Regions from separate parts of the Homo sapiens genome. Here region 1 is linked to region 2. A link is a loop called in an ENCODE intact Hi-C map of the cell type or tissue named here. Cell type or tissue: CD4-positive, alpha-beta T cell. All regions are shown on one strand. Links, peaks and the distances in the headings refer to the core of each region. The heading gives the core; the rest is flanking DNA.

Evidence for each region. A loop is a pair of places that touch in the nucleus more often than their neighbours do. Peaks named below come from ENCODE experiments on the same cell type or tissue, not always from the same donor. Only the 100,000 strongest peaks of a DNase experiment are listed, where the experiment ranks them.
Region 1: it touches region 2 in a loop (20-fold over the local background); 27 of 110 quality-filtered maps call a loop at or near these places.

What each region holds. Positions count from the first base shown.
Region 1 is chr15:73,894,166-73,900,452 of GRCh38, reverse strand. It overlaps a transcript of TBC1D21 not described here. Among named protein-coding and RNA genes, the nearest start is that of TBC1D21, 24 kb to the right of the region's middle. In CD4-positive, alpha-beta T cell, for the core only: CTCF peaks have their summits at 2,684 and 2,890 (motif pointing left); a DNase peak (open chromatin) is centred at 2,882.
Region 2 is chr15:73,962,073-73,968,359 of GRCh38, reverse strand. No RefSeq gene overlaps it. Among named protein-coding and RNA genes, the nearest start is that of STOML1, 27 kb to the left of the region's middle. RefSeq lists a silencer at 2,285-2,434. In CD4-positive, alpha-beta T cell, for the core only: CTCF peaks have their summits at 3,248 and 3,450 (motif pointing right); DNase peaks (open chromatin) are centred at 2,379, 2,609 and 3,449; H3K4me3 peaks cover 1,142 bases; H3K27ac peaks cover 535 bases.

The DNA of each region.
Region 1 (6,287 bases), core at 970-5,969, 68 kb after region 2:
CTTGTGGTTTTCAAGTATGACTCACCCCTTTCATACCATTTCCCCCAGCACTGGGAATTATGCAGGACTGCCGTGCATGGTTACATGGTTCGTGTGCCAGGCCTCAGCCAAGGGTGTGGTGGGGATTGAAACCCAGCCCGCGCCGGGCACTTTTTGCTTAGCACGAAGGCACCATCTGCCAAGAGGCTGTGTCTGCGCAGAGGGGCCTGTCTTGTTTCATTCTCACAAAAGTCTTGCCTGGGTTCTCAGTGGCCCGGAATTATATGTTGGCTTTGCAGGAGCCCAGGGCTGGCAGCTCAGCCCTCAGACCCTGGCATTCAGGGCAGAGAACGGGTGGTGATGGATGTATAGGAGGGAGAAGCAAACCCACACCCAACTCACAGTCACATCGCCAGAAACCACTGATTCTGCAAGTCCCTCTGTGGGAGCTGTCCAGTTTCTCCTGGAGACAGGCAGAGGGGGCGGGGCCCCAGGACTCCTGGGCTGCCCACCTCAAAGCCCTTGGCCCAGTCCCCTGTGCAGACTTCTGGCACAGAGGCCCGCATCCCAGGCTGAGCTCCCTGGGGCCAACCACAGAAGGTCCAAGTGCTCTGCGTTCCTGCCTATGTTTTTAATTACCCCACTTACTTTCCCATTCATCTTTCCCTTCCCAGTCCTTTCTGTACAGCCCCCAGACTAATGTGCCTCAAATCCTGATCTCACTGAATTCCTTCCCTGGCTCAGAGACTTCTATGGCTCCATTCTGTCCAGGCTCGGCATTTAGCGTTCATACACACACCCCTCTCCAAGGGCGACGGCTGTTCCTCTTTTCTCTCCTCTGATTCCGCCTGGGCTCCCTGTCATCTCCTGTCCCGCCACCTCCCACCTCCAGACCCTTGGCCAGACTGTTGCCTTCCTGGATCTCCTTCCTTACTCTCTCCTTTCCACTATCTAAATGTTAACTTTCCTTTCAGGTTCCCCTCACACAGAGCGGAAGCACAGCCCTGGCATCAAGTGGGAGCATGGCCCAGGGCAAGGAGCTCTGGGAGTGCAGCCTGGGGCCTTGAATGACCCGGAGGACTGGATTTGAGGAGGGCGCCTCCTGAACCTTCTTCTGTCCTCTAGAGGGACTGCACCAGATGGCAGCTTCCTGTGAGCGGGAGCCCTCAGGTCAGGAATTGAGGGTGCATCCAGCTGTGAGCCAGGGGCCATGGAGCAAGGCTCACCCGCTTCCCAGGAGGTTCTCAAGGGCTGGGCTCTCAGGTAGAGAAACTGAAGCTCATCAGACCTCTCGGCCACGGCTACTTCAGGCTCCTAGGAGACTCACCTGCCTGTAAAGATGGTACCAGGAGCTAACAATTGCTAGTGAAGTCTAATATGGGAGCTGCTAGCCACACGCGCTTCTGAGCATTTGAAATGCTGCTGTTCCCAATTACAATGTGTTAAAGGTGTAAAATATATGCCAGATTTTGAAGACATTGTGCCAAAAAAGGTAAAATTTTTATTAATTATTTTATATTGGGTCCATATTGAAACTATATATATGTGTGTATATATATGAGTGTGTGTGTATATATATATATATATATATATTTTTTTTTTTTTTTTTTGAGATGGAGTCTCACTCTGTCACCCAGGCTGGAGGGCAGTGGTGCAATCTTGGCTCACTGCAACCTCCACCTCCCGGGTTCAAGTGATTCTCCTGCCTCAGCCTCCCAACTGGCTGGAATTACAGGCACATGCCACCACGCCTGGCTAATTTTTGTGTTTTTAGTACAGACAGGGTTTCATCATGTTGGCCAGGCTGGTCTTGAACACCTGACCTCAAGTGATCCGCCCACCTCAGCCTCCCAAAGTGCTGGGATTACAGACATGAGCCACCGTGCCCAGCCCACATTGAAACAATATATTATGAATATATTATGAATATATTGGGCTAAACACATTTTTTTCACCTGTTTTCTTTTTCTTCTTAAATGTGGCTATTAAAATTTTAAAATACATTGTGGTTCACTCACATTCTGTTTCTACTGAACACTGCTGGTCTTGGGCGTAGAAAACCACAGGAGAGGTCCGTGGATGGTTTTTCACAGTGAAACAGGTAATGTTTAGGAATCAGGTTGAGGAAACGGAGGAGGCCTCTGATTCCAGCCCCACACAGCCCTGACCGTGGCAGGGGATGAGTGCTGGCCTAATGACCTGCCCTGTGGCCAGAGGGCATGGCTTGCACAGCTGCACCCTGTGCCACACGGGCCTGGTGAGGCAGAGCAGTTCCCTGCTGGTGAAGCAGCAGCTCCCTGGGTGAGCCTGCGCATGGTGAGGGGTTGGAGACCGAGAACCCAGGGAGGAGGCTGAAGGACAGATCCTCTCCAGACTGCCCTCATTACCATTCGGGGAGATGACTCAGCTGAGGTCCCTGCTCTCCTCAGGCCATGATGCGGGCCATGATGATGACCACTCACAGTGAATCACACGGAACTACACTGAGAATGTGTGTGTGTGCTGGGGGGCAGGAAGGATTCCCAGCCAGGAAAGGAGGAGTAGAGGCGGCGCGTGGGTCCCACTGCACCTGCTCACAGGGTCCTAGGGCTGCTGGGAAATGCTTCCGGGGAAACCCGAGGCTCCCCTGGTCCCAGGCTCCTTCCCCATCAAATTTGCAGCTAGAGTACAAGGCGTAGGGCCTCTGAGAGCCATGAACAACAGAGTTCTCCCTGTCCCCCTTTCAGACCCAAAGCAGCTCTGGGCCAGCCAGTTAGGCTTCCTCCCTCTCGGCAACACCTCTGCCCCAGAGCACAGGGATTGCCCAGGACTCTTGCAACCTGGGCAGGGTGCCTGGTCCCTGGGGCAGCCAGGCCTCCCCATGGAGTCCTGGGCTTGTGGAGGAGGAGGAGCGCCCTCTGTAGGCTGGCACACGCAAGTGCAGGCTCCACAGGAAAGAGGAGGTGGCTCACCCTGGAGGCTGCACCTTGTGGCTGTGGGAAGCCACAGATCCTGCAGAGGTCCTCTCTCCTGTGGCTACAGCTTCTTGGGTTACAGAGTAACTGTTAATTCTGAACCTGACTACTTCTGTGGCTTTCCAACAGCTACCATTTCTTTGAGTCGAAGTTTGCTGGGCTAAATGCATCATAGACATAGCCATATTACAACCTGTAAGGCAGGTATTGTTATTTCTAATTTCTAGGTGAGAAAACAGAGGCTCAAAGAGGTTAAGTATATTGTCCACGGTCACACAACTATTACCTGGGGCCCGATTCCAGAGTCCAAGGACTAACCAATTCACACTGCAGCCCACTTAGGGTCTGGCCTTCTAGGAGGGAAAGAGAGGTGTGAGGACATTCAGGGAAACAGCTCTGGTGACCTTCAGTGCGGCGACCAAGATGAGGTGGGGATGATGGAGAAATGGAGAGGATCCAAGCCATGGGATGGAAGTGACAAGAGGCCATTGCTTTGAGTTGCCCTGAGAAGACGTTTGTCAATATCTCCCCAGCCCAGTTATCATGGGCTATTTCTTGACATCTTGACATCACCCCTACCCCACACACATATGGCAGCCCCATTCCACTACACATGCACCACTAGTCAGCCATGGGGCATGCACTGGGACTTCATGTTGTCCTCCATTTCAGAGGGGGAAACTGAGGACTAATGGGGGCTGGGATTTCCCCAATCTCAGGCCATCCCACTGATCACTGGCAGACTTCAGGCCTACCCCACTTACTGAGTTAAACTGGAGTGCATACCGAGTCTGCCAAGGAGAGAGAAGTCTGGTGTTGCCTCTGAGCCTTCTTTAGGCCTGTGGTTGGGGGCCTCACGCTTCCTCTCCCCAACACAACAGACCTTGTATCTCTTATTCAAGTTTACCGCCCCTCCTTGTGCCTTTGTTCCGCCACGTTCTCTAGCCCCCTTTCCTATTGAGCTAGGAGTTTTGAGAACTCATTGTCACCAACTCCCCCCACCATCATCTTCATCTTCTCCGCCACTGCTCCGTTACCCTCATCTCATACTGGTCACTACAATGACCTTCATTGCCCCCACCACTCTACCATGGCCTCTAGCACTTGAGCCGCCACCTTGATCTTCACCATTACCACCACGACCTGCCATTGTCATCATTTCTATCCTTTGTGATGGCAGCGTCACTATTTTCCTCCTCGCCATGACTTCCACCCCTCACCTCGGCATTGCCATCCTCTCCACTATGACTGCCACTAACATGACCTCTGTCATCTCCACTTCATCTGCAGAATCACATCCAGTATCACCTCCACTATCGCTGTCACCACTGCTGCCACTACCAGTACCTCCATTATATTTGTCCTCACTACCGCCATGGCTCTCATCTCCTCCAAGCCCATTTTCACCTCTGTTGTCGCCATTATCTCTGTTGTTCATGTCACTATCATTACCAGGAACTTCATCACCCTCACCTCCACCTCTGCCGTCTTCTCAACTATTTCCAACTCTATCACTTCCACCATTACCTCTCCCATGACCTCCACCACCTCCATCATCCCTATCACCACTACTCTCCCCACAAAGTTCAGTGCCTAGCATTGTTCCTGGGACTTGAGTGAGGAGCCCGGGCAGAGAAGAATATCCTGCCTGGCTGACAGACATCTTTGCGCAGATTTCTCAGAGCAGAGCATCGGCAAGCCAGGTGTCCGAACAATCCCTCCTCTTGACCTGAGAGCTGACCCTTCCTCAGGATGCTTCTGACAGGAGACAATTCAGTCCTCTATGTCAGCCATGCCCGTACGTAAAGAGACAGCTGCTGTCTAGTTGAAAGATTGAGGCCATTAATCTGGGCTGCCCTTGTTTGCATAATGATTGCATACATTTGCATCCTATTTGCTCCCAGCCTCTGAATGCTGCACTACCGGTGTTCGGGTACAATTTGCATATCACTGCAGGTGAGGGTCAGACTTTTGAGACTTTGGCTCTTACTAACTCCCTAAAGAAATTCTTTTATGTGCCGGCTCAGAATAGAACTTGGAATGCTTAATTCTAGAGTCAGTCAGCTGAAGGGCTCTAAGATGGGAGGGTAGGGAGGTCTATTCCAGAGCTCCTGGAAAGAGGGCAGCCATTGGTGTGGTCCAGGAAGGAGAGTAACAGGAGATCGACTGCGGAGACAAGCTCTGCTCCTGGACAGTGCCCTGCACAGTCACTCCTGTCCTCTCTGGTCCGTAATCACTCACTGTGAGGACTTCCTTGAACTCCCTCTAAGTGGAAGGAAGGAGTCAAACCAGCTGATCACTAATCCCCCTTCATTAAACTCCTGTTCTGAACTCAGGTGTTCTCATTCCTGACCGTACTTTAGAACCACCTGGGAGCTTTTGAAAAAGACCAGTGCCCTGGCCCCACCCCTAGATATGCTGGTTTAATTGGTGGGCCCTGGGAATTGGTTATTTTTAAAAAGCTCCCTTGGTGATTCTAATGTGCACCCAGACTAAATGCTATTGCTTGTGACTCCGCCCTCCCGTGCCTGCCACCAGCCTCCTTCATTTCTGGTTGTGAATCTCTTCCCCACTACAAGCTCAGCGAGCACCAGGGTCTGGCAGGACAGTGGAGCTAGTGCTTTTGTTTGAGGTCCCAGAAATAAGTCCTTTTCCCTCTTGAGCAGTGTGGCTGATGGCACTTGGCACCAACTGGAAATTCCCTCCTCTCTGCCTTGGTCTTGTTCCATCCAGGGGGTCTCTGCCATGGGGGCTGGTCCAGAGAAAGGTCGGCAGGGGCAGGGATAGGAAAGAGAGGCTACTCCTGCACAGCCCTCCTCCACCCTGTCTCCCAGAGCTGCGCGCCTCTCCCCTCACAACACTTGGCCCACCCCAGCTGCCCAGGCTTTGCTGCTGCTGCTTCCATGCGGGACCTGCCAGCCCCATCTTGGGTCCCCACACTCACCCCTGCAGACTGACTTCCTGCAACCCCAGACCCCCAGCCCACTCCCCATCCTGGAGAAGGAATGCACAAGGAATGTTCAGAGCTTTGTTTCAAAACAAGATGCAGTAAACATGGCTGCATCTGGGCCCTCCCACACTTACTGGGGTAATCGAAGGCATAGAGAGGGACGAGGGAAGTAGGACAGAGCTTCCTGCACACACCACCCCTGTCATCCAGCCCTGGACCATCTCGGCCCATCGGTGGGGCTTCAGCTGCCAAGGGTGGGGTGGCCTGTGAGATGAGGGCCTGCTCTGCAGAGGACCAGACAGGAGACTCAGTGTGGGCTGCGGGAGGATGGCAGACGCCAAGTGAGGCTGTGGGCAGGGAAAGAGGTGAAAACGGAAGCTGCCCAAGAGCCAATACCATGGCAT
Region 2 (6,287 bases), core at 845-5,844:
GGAACACATGGAGATGCTGGAGGGGTGACGCCCAGAGCAGGCAGGGAGGCTCTGCACACCCACCCTACAATACCCAGTCCTATGCATCTCTTCACTTGGCTGTTCCTGAGTTGTATCTTTTACAATAGACCAGTAATGGTGAAGTAATGTGTTTTTTTGAGTTCTGTGAGCCATTCTAGCAAATTATCAAACCTGAGGAATGGAGGTCACGGGAACCTCCAAATTTGTAGTTGGCTGGACAGAAGTGTGGGTAACCTGGGGACCCAGTACTTGTGACTGGCATGTGAAATGGGGGTAGTTTTGTTTTGTTTTGTTTTGTTTTTTTGGAGACATCGAGTCTCACTCTGTCACCCAGGCTGGAGTGCAGTGGCACGATCTCGGCTCACACAACCTCCGCCTCTGGGTTCAAGCAATTATCCTGTCTCAGCCCCCCAAGTAGCTGGGATTACAGGCACTCGCCACCACTCCTGGCTAATTTTTGTACTTTTAGTAGAGATGAGGTTTCACCATGTTGGCCAGGCTGGACTCGAACTCCTGACCTCAGGTGATCCGCCTGCCTCGGCTTCCCAAAGTTCTGGGATTACAGGCATGAGCCACCACACCCAGCCATTTTTTTTTTTTTTGAGATGGAGTTTCACTCTTGTTGCCCAGGCTGGAGTGCAATGGCGTGACCTCAGCTCACTGCAACCTCCACCTCCTGGGTTCAAGCAATTCTTCTGCCTCAGCCTCCCGAGTAGCTGGGATTACAGGTGCCCGCCACCAGGCCTGGCTAATTTTTGTATTTTTAGTAGAGACAGGGTTTCACCATGTTGGCCAGGCTGGTCTCGAACTCCTGACCTCAGGTGATCCGCCCGCCTCAGCCTCCCAAAGTGCTGGGATTACAGGTGTGAGCCACTGCGCCTGGGAGAAATGGGGGTAGTCTTATGGGACTGAGCCCTTCAGCCTGTGGAGTCTGACACTAACTCCAGGTTAGTATCAGAATAGAATTGAATTATTGAACACCCAATTGGTATCACAGAAGCAGAAAATCGATTGGTGTTGGAAATGATACCACTTATTTGGTATCAGCACAAAGACCACAAAAAAGCTTTTTTTTTTTTTTTTTTTTGAGACAGAGTCTCACTCTGTTTTCAGGCTGAAGTGCAGTGGCACAATCTTGGCTCACTGCAACCTCCTCCTCCCGGGTTAAAGCAATTCTTCTGCCTCAGCCTCCTGAGTAGCTGGGATTACAGGCACACACTGCCACACCCGGCTAATTTTTGTATTTTTAGTAGAGACGGGGTTTCACCGTGTTGGCCAGGTTGGTCTCGACCTCCTGACCTCGTCATCCCCCCACCTCAGCCTCCCAAAGTGCTGGAATTACAGATGTGAGCCGTCGCACCCAGCCAACCACAAAGTAGCTCTATGTAAATTTGCCCTATGTGTAGCCTGGAGTAGCCACCAGAATGACCGAGGTGCTCAACTGTACCATCACCACAAAGCCTCTCGTGTAACCCCTTTACAGCCACACCCTCCCCTCCCTTCTGATATGGTACTGATCTGGGTCCCCACCAAACCGGGTGGAGTTCTCATGAATGGATTAGCACCATGAGATCTAGTTGTTCAAAAGTGTGTAGCACCTCCCATCTCTTTTCCTCCTGCTCTGGCCATGTAAGTGGTGCCTGCCTCCTCCTTTGCCCTCCCCATGGTTGTAAGTTCCCTGAGGCCTCCCCAGAAGCTGAAGCCACCACGCTTCCTGTACAGACTGCAGAACCATGAGCCAATTAAACCTTTTGTCTTTATAAATTACCCAGTCTCAGGTATTTCTTTATAGAAAGAGGAGAACGGACTAATACACATTCCTAACTCCTGACAACCACTAGTCTATTCCCTCTCTAATTATATTATTTGCCGTGTAAATAGAATCATGCAGTGATGTATCCTTTTGAGGCTGGCTTTTTCACTCAGCAAAAGTTCATCCAAGTTGTTGCTTGTACCAATAGTTCATTCCTTCTACAGCAGAATAGTATCCTGTGGTATGAATATACCATAGTTTGTGAGTATTTTCTGGTTTAGGGCTATTATAAATAAAGCTTCTATGAACATTTGTGTACAAGTTCCACCATGAAAATAAGTTTTCATTTCTCTGGGAAAAATGCATGACAGTGCAATTGCCGGGTTTTATGATAAGTCCATTTTTATTTTTGAAAGGAACTGGTTATATTTTGAACATGGGGCCAACAGGATTATCTGACAAATTGAACGTGGGTTTGAGAGAAAAGAGGAGTCAGGGATGGTTCTAAATGAAAGCATGCTGGAACACAGTAAGGGCTTGGTAAATGTCAGCTGCACAAGTGGTAGCAAATACAGCTGCAATCATGAAAGAAATGAGAAAAACCACGAGGCACTGTAAGCCATGAGACATTGCCCTAGAAGGCATTTAGAGTCACTCATTTGCATATGTTAAAAGTGAAAGAGAAGAGTGTTTTATTTCCTCTTAGGATATAGAAAAACCACAAGGGAACATCATTCCCATTCTTTTCTGGGGGGGCTCCAGTGATCATCCCACCTCAGCCTCCTGAGTAGCTGGGACTACAGGCTCCTGTCGCCATGTCTGGCTAATTTTTTTTTTTTTTTTTTTTTTTTTTTTGTAGAGACAGGGTTTCCCCATGTTGCTCAGGCTGGCTGGTCTTGAACTCCAGGGCTCAAAGGGTCCACCCACCTCACCCCCGAAAGTGCTGGGAGTACAGGAATGAACCACCCCGCCCCCCGACTCTAACAATAACAAAACACCAGATAATTTGCAAAACCATAATTTCTTAAACCAGTCAGATAGCTGAGGTGGCAGGCAACCAAGAGAACTGAATTCCAAAGAGTGACAAGCCCCTCCAAGGAAAGGCAAGACCAACTGTCTTGGGCAGAGCATGTGGTGGGCAGGAGGGAGTCTGCCCTGCCTTCTGAGCTTTTTGCACAGGCCTTCACTGCAGGAAAAAGACTGGAGGCAGAGGGGGAGCCGGGAGAGACCCCTCCCCCTTGCTGGTGGCACAAGCACTCAAGCGGTGATTGACTGCTGTGCAGCGACCCCCACCTGCTTCCCCAGGACGATTCTCTCTGGGCAAAACCACGTGGGAGGCTGCACTCTCTGGCCCCAGGGCTGCTGCGGGAGAGGCAGAAACGAAGATCCACTGCTTCTGGGGCAGGATCAAAGTAAACACCACTTGCCCCTGTGGGAGGCGCAGGACGCACTCTCCTGTGTTAAACCCACAGGAGATAGAAGGCACGACAGGAGGGACAGGAGCACTTCGAAGACTCCACCTTCTGAGACCCTAGTACACAGGCTCTGCGGAGGCTGGGCCAGGAGAATGGAGCAACATCCCACCGTCCGGAAACCCTTTAACACACGTCCACAAACTGCCTCCACTACTAGCCCAACCAAGAGTAGCAGCAACGGCATTTACCACCAGGGGGCGGGCAAGAGCACACAGAGACATTTACCACCAGGAGGAGGGCAAGACCACGCATCCCCTAGGTAGTGCAGGCGAGCAGGGGTTGCTGAGAGCTGAGGGTGGAGCCGCAACTTCCAGAAAATTTCCGGGACCCTCAGGCTGTCTGTGAGAAACACACTTTAAATATAAAAACCTAGGGCTGGGGCGGTGGCTCACACCTGTAATCCCAGCACTTTGGGAGGCCTAGGCGGGCTGATCTCCTGAGGTCAGGAGTTCGAGACCAGCCTGGCCAACATGGTGAAACCCCATCTCTACTAAAAATACAAAAATTAGTCGGATGTGGTGGCACATGCCTGTAATCCCAACCACTTGGGAGGCCGAGGCACGAGAATCGCTTGAACTCGGGAGGTGGAGGTTGCAGTGAGCTGAGATCACGCCATTGCACTTCAGCCTGGGCAACAGAGCGAGACTCTGTCTCAAAAGAAATAAAAAATAATAATAAAGACCTAGATAGCCTAAAACCAAAGGAATGGAAAAAAGGCATGCCATGCAAACACTAATCCAAAGAAAGCTCAAGTGTCTATATTAATGTCAGATGAAGCAGAAACAGAGAATATTTCCAGGAATAAAGAAGGACTGTATATAAAGGGGTTGATTCATCAAGAGGACATCATAACTGTCCATGCATGTGCACTGGAGAACACAGTCAGGGTACATGCAATCGAGACCGTTAGAGCTGAAAGGAGAAATAGACACATCCACTCTTCTCTCAATATTTGGTAGAGCGAGTACACAGAAAATCAGGCTGGGTATGGGTAACTTGAATAACACTAATAACCAACAATCTGATTGACATTTATAGGACATTTCGCACAACAACAGCAGAATACACATTCTTTTTGAGTGCCCATGGAACTTTAGCAAGATAGACCATATTCTGGGCCATAAAGCAAATCTTAACAAATTAAAAATAATTGAAATCATACAAAGTATGTTTTCTCACCATAATGAAATTAAACTATAAATCAGTAACAGAAAGATATCTGGAAAGTCCCCAAATGTTTGGAAATCAAACAACACACTTTTAGATAACTTATGGTTCAAAGAAGAAACCATGAGGATAATTAGAAATATTCTAATGGAAATAAAAATACAACATATCAACACTGTCGATGAAAAGAGTCGAACTCTGTAAAATATTTTAGGAGATTTATTCTAAGCCAAATATGAGTGACCATGGCCCGTGACACAGCCCTCCGAAGCTCCTGAGAACATGTGAACATGTGCCCAAGATGGTCGGGGTGCAGCTTAGTTTTATATATTTTAGGAAGCATGAGACATCAGTCAAATACATTTAAGAAATACATTGGTTTGGTTCAGAAAGGAGGGACAACTCAAAGTGGGGACTTCCAGGCTATAGGTAAATTTAAACATTTTCTGGTTGACAATTGGTTGAGTTTGTCTGAAGATCTGGGATCAATAGAAAGGAAATGTTCAGGTTAAAATAAAGGATTGTGGAAACCAAGTTTTATTGTGCAGAGGAATCTCTCAGATAGCAGACTTCAGACAGAGAGGAGAGAGAGAGCAGGTTGTAAAATGTTTCTTATTAGACCTAAAAGAGTGCCTGGCTCTTAGTTGATTATCTCCTGGATCTGGAAAGGAAGGAAGGAAAACAAAGGGGCAAGGGGATTCTCTATAGAATGTGGATTTTTCCCACAAGAGACTTGCAGGGCAATTTCAAGCTATGGCAGGGAAATATATTTTGGGGTTAAATATTTTTTCCTTGTCTCGTAATGTTATACCAGAGTCAGATTGAAAAGTAAGTCACAATATATAAATAAAACCCATCTGATGAGAATTTAGGATTTGTAGGGCATGACTCCCTAGATCCCTTAGATAGAAATTTGGGCAAAATCAAAAATTAGAACTTAGTCCTAAAAACTCATGGGATACCATTTATTGCAGTGCTTACAGAAAATCTTTGTGACATTGTTTAAGTTAAGATTTAGATAGGACAAAAAACACAGCCCATAAAAGGAAAAAAAACCGATAAATTGGCTCTTATCAAAATTAAAAACTTCCGCTCTTTAGAAGGTACTAGTAAAAAATGAGAAGACAAACGACAGATTGGGAAAAAATATTTGCAAAACATATCACTGATGAATAACTTGTATCCAGAATAGATAAAGAATTCTTCCAACTCAATAATGAGACAAACAAGCCAATTAAAAATGGGCAAAGGATCTGAACAGAAATTTCATCAAAGAAGAGATATCCTGGCAAACAACCACATGAACACATGCTCAACATTGTTAGTCACTAGGGAAATGAAAATTTAAACCAGAATGAAATACAGTCAGCCCTCGGTATCTACGGGTTCCACATCCACGGATTCAACCAACTGCACAGTGAACACACAGATAAAAAATATTGAAAAAAATAACAATACAACAATAAAAACAATACAAATAAAAACAATACAGCATAACAACGATTTACATAGCATTTAAATTATATTAGGGATCATAAGTAATCTAGAGATAAATTAAAGTAGAGCGGGTTATGTGCCTGGGTTATATGCAAACGCTGCACTATTTTATATCAGGGACTTGAGCATGCCCGGGGTTTCCTATTTTCAGGAGTCCTGGAATCAGTCCCCAGGAATATGGAAAGATGACTGCCACAGGATACCTACTAGAATGGCTTTTAAAAAGAGGATACAGGCCAGGCACAGTGGCTCATGCCTGTAATCCCAGCATTTTGGGAGATTGAGGCAGGCGGATCACGAGGTCAAGAGATTGAGACCATCCTGGCCAACATGGTGAAACCCTGTCTCTACTAAAAATACAAAAACTAGCCAGG